2 separate regions of the Mus musculus genome follow, and region 2 is linked to region 1. Evidence: chromatin contacts called from ENCODE Hi-C data. All regions are on one chromosome and are shown on one strand. Each heading gives the region's core, a stretch centred on a gene start or an enhancer-like site at or near the end of the contact. The rest is flanking DNA. Distances are from core to core; before and after follow the strand shown. Region 1 holds the start of Fhl3 (four and a half LIM domains 3). Region 2 holds the start of Laptm5 (lysosomal-associated protein transmembrane 5).

Region 1 (4,096 bases), core at 566-3,065:
AGTCTTAGTGAAGTCTGAGGGAACCACTGGTACACATCGTAAGCTCTAGCCCAGCCAGTGGGATACCAGGGTGGGGTGGGGGGGACTTTAAAGACCTTAGAGATGGTTAGTTCCCAGGAGCACATACTTGCTAGATTCCTTGTCATCTACAAAATACACACCCCACGACCACTGCATCTCAGCTTACGAAAAGGAAGGACAGAGTATAGGTCCCCTTTAGAGCTCAGTACAAGATACCAGGGGCAGGCTAGGGGCATGGCCAAGGCTGTTCAGCAATTGGAGCAGAAGTGTCCTATCCATCAGAGGGGAACTCTGCCTAGAAATGCTTTGGTAGTGGTGGAAGGGGCAGTCATCCTTTGGGGGGGAGGGAGGGCGAACAGGAGATACACTAGAGCTGGCTGTCTTCCCCGGCTGCCAGCCTGCCATTGGAAGACACCCAGAAGTCTTTCCAATTACCCATGCCAACTGCTCAACCCTTTAGTATATCCCCCTTCCCCGCCTCCCGCAACCCCCCCCCCCCGCCCATCCCAAGTCCAGGAGGACCCTGGCCAGACCCCACAGCTGTAACTCAGAGAAGACCCCTCCCCCTTGACAAGAGACTTAGGGGAGAAATTAGAGCCCCCCCCCAACCAGGCACCAATCCCAAACTCTCCACTGCCCCTCTTCCCCACAGGGCCTGGAAGTCAAAGCAGTTTAGGGCGAAGGGAGCAGATCCTGCAGCTGCTCCGAGAACAGGAGAGGGACATTTCATTCACCCCAGAGTCCCCTAGGGCTGAAGCAGAGCGTCCAAGATTTGAGTTTAAAAATAAGTTGGCGCTGTCTTAGTGGCTGTGTGTGTATGGGGCTCTCTCTCTCTCTTCAGCTCAGCTTTACAGCCTCAGGTCCTCTGCCTCCTGGGGGATGGGCTGGCTAAGAGTCAATTTCCCCCTAGCCTTGCCTCCACCCTTTCAAGCCTGGGGCAGCTGTCAGTGAACACACTAGGTGTCTCTCCTCAGCGAACTCTAGCCTCCACTCCGTACCTCTCAGTACCCTTGAGCTTAGTCAGTACCCGTCTTTGTGTTTGGGTGAAGGTGTTCCTGTATCTCTGGAGCTGTGTCCCAGTAGGGCCTCCACTCTGGGGATCTCTATCCCTGTTCATATCCAAGTCTTGGTCTCTCTCGACGTCTCTATGTCTCTGACCTGAGAGTCTCTTTAGGCCTCCGGGAGGCAGATTTAGCGCTAGTCTAACAAGCTCCAGCCTCGGGGCCCTCCAAGGCCCTGGGAAGGGTGCTAGCAATGAGTTCCCTGGGGCCATACATTTGCTTCTTAAAATGCTCCCCAGAACCCGGGTCCCCGCCGTGCCTCGAGAAGTTCATCCGGCCATTCTCTGCCCTCGTTGGAGTGGTCCCGGTAGCCTCCTGGGGCGCGCGTCCTTGTCTGTTCTACCAGGCTCCCTAAGAGCCTCAGTTTCTCCAACCCTGCTGATCTCTGTAGCTTTTCTAGTTCAAACTTGGTCCCCACCCCTTGCAACTCTGGCGGTCCCCGCCCGGCCGGGAGGCGCGGAGCGGTGGGGTCCGTGCAGGCGCGTGGGGTCCCGAATTCGGGATGCCCCAGCAGAAGACAGGGGTGAGGGGCCCAGAGAGCGACCCTGGTCCGAGCGCAGCTGGGGCGGGGGACTCTCACCTCGAAGCGGGCGCGGGAGCTGGGCGCGCGCGGCGTGGGTGGGGCGGGAGCCGATCGCCCGGCGGCTCCTACCTGTGGGCCAGGCGGAGGGGGGCCGAGAGAGCAGCGGCGAGGTAGCCGGCTGCGACTGACTGTGTGGGCGAGTGGGCGCGCGGCCCTAAGCCTCCGAGGAAGTGCTCGGGCCCGCCCCGCCCGGACCCCGCCCCCGGGCCCCCAACCCGCCCGCAAGGGCCAGACCCCGCCCCCTCCTGCCTGCGGCGAGCCCAGCCCAGTCGAACCTGGTGCTCTGACCTCCTCGACCACTCCTTGCTCGCCCCCTGCAGCTTAACCCGCCTCCTGCGCCCTTCGGACCCCGGGGGACGGCTGGAAGCGATCTCAGGCCAGGGGTGCAGAGCTCCTAGGACTAGCTAGAGTCCATCTGGAGACCAGACCTCCCTTCCTCTTTTCCCTCTAGCTCATCCCCAGATGTTACACTAAACCTTAGCTTGGGAAGGAGGCCTTAATCCAGCCGGCTGGAGGCGTGGTTTTGATTCTGCCTTACCAGCGGAGATCAAGGTTTTTTTTTTTTTTCTAGAAACTTGGGCTAAAGAGAGCGAGCCTTTATCCTCCTCAATTTCAAAGGGCTTTATTCTATAAGCGACTGGCGAAAGCACAGGCAACAACCTCCCCATCCTCAACTGTGCCCTGGCACTGAGGTTTCTATAGTGCCCAGGAATAGTTTTGACCTTTGAGGCTCAGGGAGACCCTAATCCTCGGCCTCCCTGGCTTTGGGTTTCTCGAGAGGGTGTGTGAACAGTGCGAGTGGTTGGTGCAGGCAGGGGTGGTTAAGAAGGGAGGGAACTTGTGCAGTTTTTGATCCTCCAGCTTCTACCCTATTCCGGGAAGGGAGGACTAGTGTCTGCCAGGGACACGAGGCCCATCCAGGTCCTTGAGGCCACCCCCCTTGGGATCCTCAGGCTTGTCACTAGGAATAAATAGCCTTGATCTGGAGGGCGGGGTGGGGGTGGGGGAGCTCTGTTGTGCTGTTTGCAAAACAAGAGACAACAAACTAACCCTGGTAATAACCTTTGCGTCTCGGGGATGATTCAGATGTCCAGAGAGGCCCCCCCTAATTCAAGGCTGCATCCAGCCTTGCTAGCATTTTGGGGATTAAGACCCTTCAAGGCTGGTGTGGCGCCTTCCCTTCTGTATCAGGGGTCTGGTTGCTAGGTCCTAAGACAGCCTCTAGGCCAGGTTTTCTTTCAGAGTTAAAGGATTGCTTAAATGTTGTTGATTCTTAAATTGCAAATGCCACGAGGGCAGAGGTTGGGTCGGTTTTTTTTTTTTTTTTTTTTCACTACTGCATTCCCAGTATCTACTCCAGTGTTTGACCTGCAGTAAATGAGGGATGAATGTCACACACTGCTTTCATTTGGACCCCCTGCCACTCCCTGCCAGGCACCTACTATCAGACAGTCTGAGGGTGAGCCCTTCCTCTGGGACTTGTCTCCCAGGTCTAGGGAGCTCTATGTACAGGAATGCAGGAAACACTATCATTCCTGGTTGGAGTAGACAGCGAGAGGGGTCTGTCTGTCCTGACCTGAAGTGGGGACAATGGTGGGAAACTGTACTGTCTAGTTTTGTGTCAACTTGACACAATCTAGAGGTGTTTGTTTGTTTGTAAGGAGGAAACCTCAATTGAGAAATGCTTCCATAAGATCAGGATGTAAGAAAGCCTGTAGGGCATTTTTCTAATTAGTGATTGATGGAGGAAGAGCCAGCCCAGTGCCATGGTGGGTGGTGCCATCCCTGGGCTGGTGGTCCTGGATACCATAAGAAAGCAGACTGAGCAAGCCATGAGGAGCAAGCCAGTAAGCAGCACCCCTCCATGGTCTCCACATCAACTCCTGCCTCAAGGTCCCTGCCCTGTTTGTGTTCTTGTCCTGACATCCTTCAGTGATGCACTATGATGAAGTAGAAGTCAGATAAACCGCTTCCTCTTCAGCTTGCTTTTTGGTCATGGTTTCTTCCCGGCGATAGAAACTATAACTAGGGCAGAGCCTTCAGGAAAGGAAGAGTTGTTAGTGAGCAGTAAAGGTGCTTCATCTTGGGGTCTTTCTTCTTTTTTTTATGACTTGAAGTGCTATTGAAGGCCTTTACCAAGAGCCAAAACTCTGAGCTTCCAGTTTGCACCATTCCCTAAATACTTCACATATATAAACTCATGTAATTATCCAATAAACACATACATATATATATGGTGTATATCTGGGTGGTTTGTGTGTATGTGGGCTCACATGTGCATGCTAGTGCTAGTGTACCTGTGTGCTTGTGTCAGAGGACAACCCTCTGGAGTCAGTTCTCTTTAAAAATGCAATAGGGGTGTGGGGGCTAGAGAGATGGCTTGGTGCATGAGCCTGCTTGCTGTTAGCTTTCTAACACCATGACCAAAAGC
Region 2 (4,439 bases), core at 1,293-3,792, 6.2 Mb before region 1:
TGGTGGTGGCTTCTCTTTTTTCTACCAGATGTTTGACGTCCTGTTGGCACACCTGGCACCCACCTGCTGTGCCAAAGGAAAGCCCCCCTCCAACCCCCAGCCCTTTTCCTGATGGAAGTGGAAAAGCGCCTCTGGCCAAGGAGGTAGGAAGATCATCTGTGTGTTCTAACCCAGTCCCTGGGATGGGTATCTGACTTTCAGGCTTCTCTGCTCTTTCTTATACCCCTACCCCGCGGCTCTACAACATTCCATGGCTCTGAATGACTCACATACCACGCAGTGGTTTTGCAGACTGCACAATCATGGCTCAAAGTCTAGGGACCTGGAACGGTGGCTAGGAGGTGACCTTCTTAACACAATGCAAAGAATGACCAAGCCCCAAATAACACTGGAGCACCAGAGGAAAGGCTCAAAGGCTCAACTTCACACAAAGTCACTTCCTCCCCCCACCAACTGTCTCAGTAGGGTCCGGAACCTGGCATACCTCGGGCACACCAGCTCCTCATCCACACTCCCCCTCCCACACTACAGTATCCCCACCTGTGACACTCACTCCAGGAAGCCTTCCCTGATCGCTTGACCCACAGTGTCCTGATCTTTATGGAAACGGGACATCACTCATGCACCCACAGCTGAGGTGCTTAGACCGCATGAATAAAAAGAAAACCCAATGGTTGCACGATGCAGCCTGCCAGGTTTATTTACTTTTTAATATGTTTATGCTCTTCTGAGATGCCAGCCAATCAGACAGGAAACATTTCTCTGCAAGACAGGAGCAGAGCCACCAGAGCAGATGGAGCAAGGGTTCCAGCGACCGCAAGCCCCTCCACCCCACTGAAGCCACTTAGTGACCCACCCCCACCTCCAGCATACTGCAAACGTCTAAGTTCAAAGATCCCATCCACAGCCCCTGGTCTCCACTTTAGATAGGGAAGCAAGCCCCAAGCCGGGTTTTCCCAGGAGCTCAAACAGCTGGCTCTGGCAGAGCTGGCATAAGGACCCTTGTCACGTCCTTCCCAGAATGGTGTGCTATCTCAGCAATGACAATCTGAAAGAATTGATGCCGAGACAGAGTGCCACCGCCCCTCTCAGCTCCTGTGCTGGCTGAGGCTGTACAGGACAGACTCTGAGTCTCCCCATCCCCCATGCCAGGCCCTAGAACAGTGGTTCTCAACCTATGGGTTGAGACCTTTTTGACAACTCTTTATCTAAAAATATATTTACATTATGATTCATAACAGTAGTAAAATTATGGTTATGAAGTAGCAATGAAAATAATGTTACGGTTGGGGAGGGTGGGGTCACCACAACGTGAGGGACCGTATTTAAGAGTCGCAACATTAGGAAGGTTGAGAACCCCTGCTTTCGGTGGACAGGTGGGTCAAGACACACTCATGGAAAGGCAGGGGACCATGTTGCACATGTCCCTCATGCTTTATAGATATCAACTTCACCCACACAGCCACCCAACACACAGCTCTTATCATCCTCATCTTCTGTTTTGATCTAAAGAAACAGGCTCAGAGAGGTTCAACAAGTCATGTGAGACTGCACAGCAAAGGCTGGGAATGGGGGAGGGGGGCAGGGAGGTGCACACAAGAGCTTCAGGACAGAACTGGTTTGTACCACTGCCTGGTGCCACACGGCCTGTGGCCGGAAGCAGATGTCACCAGGCTCTGCGCAGCAGCCTACGGATTTAGGTTGATTTTGAGGAAGCTCTTCCAGGCCCAGGAGAGCTGTTAGCCACAGGTTCTGTCTGAGTCACTGAAGCCAAGAAATGTTTGGGCCTCAGAGAGCTAAGTGTGGCCAGGGGCAGGGGGTGAGGGGTAAATCCCAGCAGAAGAGAACAGAGACTCCAACTTTAGGCCACTCCAAAGGGAGAGCCTTATCCCTGGTCACTAAGACTGGACCTGGGGTCACACTGTGACAATGACAGCCACTGTGACATGCTGGCTGCCCCCCACCACCCCCAAGCAGTTCCCCAGCCACAAAGCTTAAGCCATCCTTGAAGGGAGAAGGTGGCAGCTTGACTGAGCTGTGAGCTGAGAGGAAGCAGTCGCTGGTTCCCAGTAGAAGTCCAAAGGTAAACCCAGACCCCAGACTAGGAAAGGGCCCAGAAAGCCCTACACCCGGGCCTGTGTGGAGCTTGGCATCCTGGAACAATCCCAACCTGCACTCCTCCCCGTTGCCAGCCTGCCTTTCTCTTTGCACAGCCACAACCAAAAGGGCACTATTCTGTTCAACTCCACAGGGAACTACTAAGGCCCAGAGTAGCACAGGGCTTGTCCAGGGTCCCACAGACAAGTAATAGGTAGCAATCCCCCAGTTGGAAGGTCTCAGTGTGTCCTCACGCACACACACACACACACACACACACACACACACACACACACACCAAACACCCCAGACTCCCCAATACTCACTATGTGGTAAATGGCCAGGGCTATGGTGGCGACTCGGATGTTGAAACAACAGCATGTCTGTCTGACCGGCGCTGCACGGGAGGCCATGGTGCGCAGTCCCCTCTTCGGAGGCTCTGAGTAAGGAGTCTTGGGCCCACAGCAGAACAAAAAAGAGGAAGCCACAGGCTGCCTGCCTCACTTCCGCCTTGCCCTCAGACGGTAGGGGCCAGGTCTGTAAGTCTGGGTTGTAGCAGCTGCAGGGGAGGGAAGGGGGGGGGGGGTCACAGGGAGCCCGACTGAGGCATCTACCACTCCCAGGGGCTCCAATGCTTCACCAGGGCTGGGCTCCGCATTTATATGCACTCTGCTTCCTGGATGCTGAACACCGCCCTAGAAGCCCTTTTCTAGAAAAAGAATCCGATATGGAAATCTGTCCCTAATCAAACAGTAGTTCTAATGGAAGGATTCAAACTCAAATGTGTCTGGTTGTAAAAACAGTAGCTGTCAGTAAACTGCTCCTTCGAGATCCTGTGAAGCTTAGCTCCTTACCTGGGCTGTTCCAGGGAGGGACTGTTGGTTTGGTTTGGTTTGGTTTGGTTTGGTTTGGTCTGGTCTGATTTGGTTTGGTTTGCGGGGGGAGGGGGGGGGCAGGGTTTCTTTGTAGAGCCCTGGCTGTCCTGGAACTCACTCTGTAGAGCAGGCTGGCCTCAAACTTATAGAGATCTGCCTGCTTCTCCCTACCAAGTGTTGGGATTAAAGGCGAATACTGTCACTTCCCAGGAGGAGGTGCTATTCTTATCCCCATTGCACAGATGAAAAAACTGAGGCACAGGATGAAGCCATTTCTCCCTTGCAGTCACCAAGATAGTCTAAAAAGGAGTGGGAACTGGAACGGAGGCCAACTGCCTCTAGAGTAGTAATTCTCAACCTGTGGATCATAACCTGTCCAGGGGTCGGCCGACCCTTTCATGGGAGTCACATATCAGATATTCTGGATATCAGATATTTACATTACAACTCATAGCAGAAGTAAAATTACAGTTATGAGGTAGCAACAAAACATAATTTTATGGGTGGGGATCACCACAGCATGAGGAACTAACTGTGTTAAAGGACCACAGCACCAGGAAGGTTGAGAACCGCTGCCCTAGAGGCCCTCCCTGAAGCTGGGCTTCTCACACATCTCCATCTCCTCCTCACTCTGGGCTCTGAAGAATTGTCACATGGGAAGCCATAGGCATGAGTGTGTACCAGGCCCCTGTAATAGGCTCTTTCTCTTGTGGTCTGTAACCCCTGGAGGAGATCTGGGAGACCCCTGGCCGAACCCGCTTTGCAGGGTCCCTCGAGACAGAAACCTGGGATTGTGCGTTCTTCCCCACTCTCTAAGAAACGTTGGAATTAGTAAGTTTGAGACTCTTCCCTGACTTAAGACTCTTCCCTGATGTCTCAGGGGATAAATGACCCACGCTGCAATAAAGGAAGGGACAAGAAGCCCTTGCTCAGACCTGTGGGAAGCCCCAAGCAGGTGTCCTGTGACACTGTGGAGTTTGGATTGGACACCACAGCATTTTTTGCCCCAGGAGAGATTAGAAACGGCCCCCAGCATACTCATCTTGAAAAGAGTTGTCCTGTCAGGGCAACAAAATCAGGCAGGTTGAGCACTGGGGGGATAGCTTAATCGATAGAGTATTTGCCAAGCAAGCTTGAGGACCTGAGGTCCTGAGTTCAGGTTCCCAGCACACGTGTGCTGGCTTGGTAAGGTGGCCCATCTGCAATCCGGTAGGTGAACTCCGGGTTGAGTGAGAGAACCTGTCTCCAAAACTAATATGGAGAGCCATTGAGAAAGACACTCAGAGTCAACACCTGGCTTACACACACACACACACACACACACACACACACACACACACACAAGCTCCTGGCAGACCTGGTCATCCCTTCAATACTTCATTTGAAAGTCACTTTCTTCTTCAAAAGTCTTGCTGAGCCCTGACATAAAAGGACTCGTAGCCTGGGTTCGAATCCTGACAACTTCCA

Evidence for each region. Hi-C counts contacts between places; a loop is a spot of excess contacts on that map.
Region 2: a loop to region 1 is called in a map of regulatory T cell, with 12 times the contacts of the local background. The contact joins the promoter of Laptm5 here to the promoter of Fhl3 in region 1. A Hi-C loop is called at or near these places in 2 of 37 maps with a recorded cell type or tissue (T-helper 17 cell and regulatory T cell).

The regions. Positions count from the first base shown.
Region 1 is chr4:124,698,418-124,702,513 of GRCm38, reverse strand. It overlaps Fhl3 (four and a half LIM domains 3), which reads right to left and starts at 1,815. Exons shown (of 6, transcript NM_010213.3): 1 at 1,663-1,815.
Region 2 is chr4:130,911,419-130,915,857 of GRCm38, reverse strand. It overlaps Laptm5 (lysosomal-associated protein transmembrane 5), which reads right to left and starts at 2,542. Exons shown (of 8, transcript NM_010686.4): 1 at 2,424-2,542. The coding sequence starts at 2,510. It overlaps Gm38599 (a long non-coding RNA gene), which reads left to right and starts at 1,966. Exons shown (of 5, transcript XR_001784452.2): 1 at 1,966-2,083.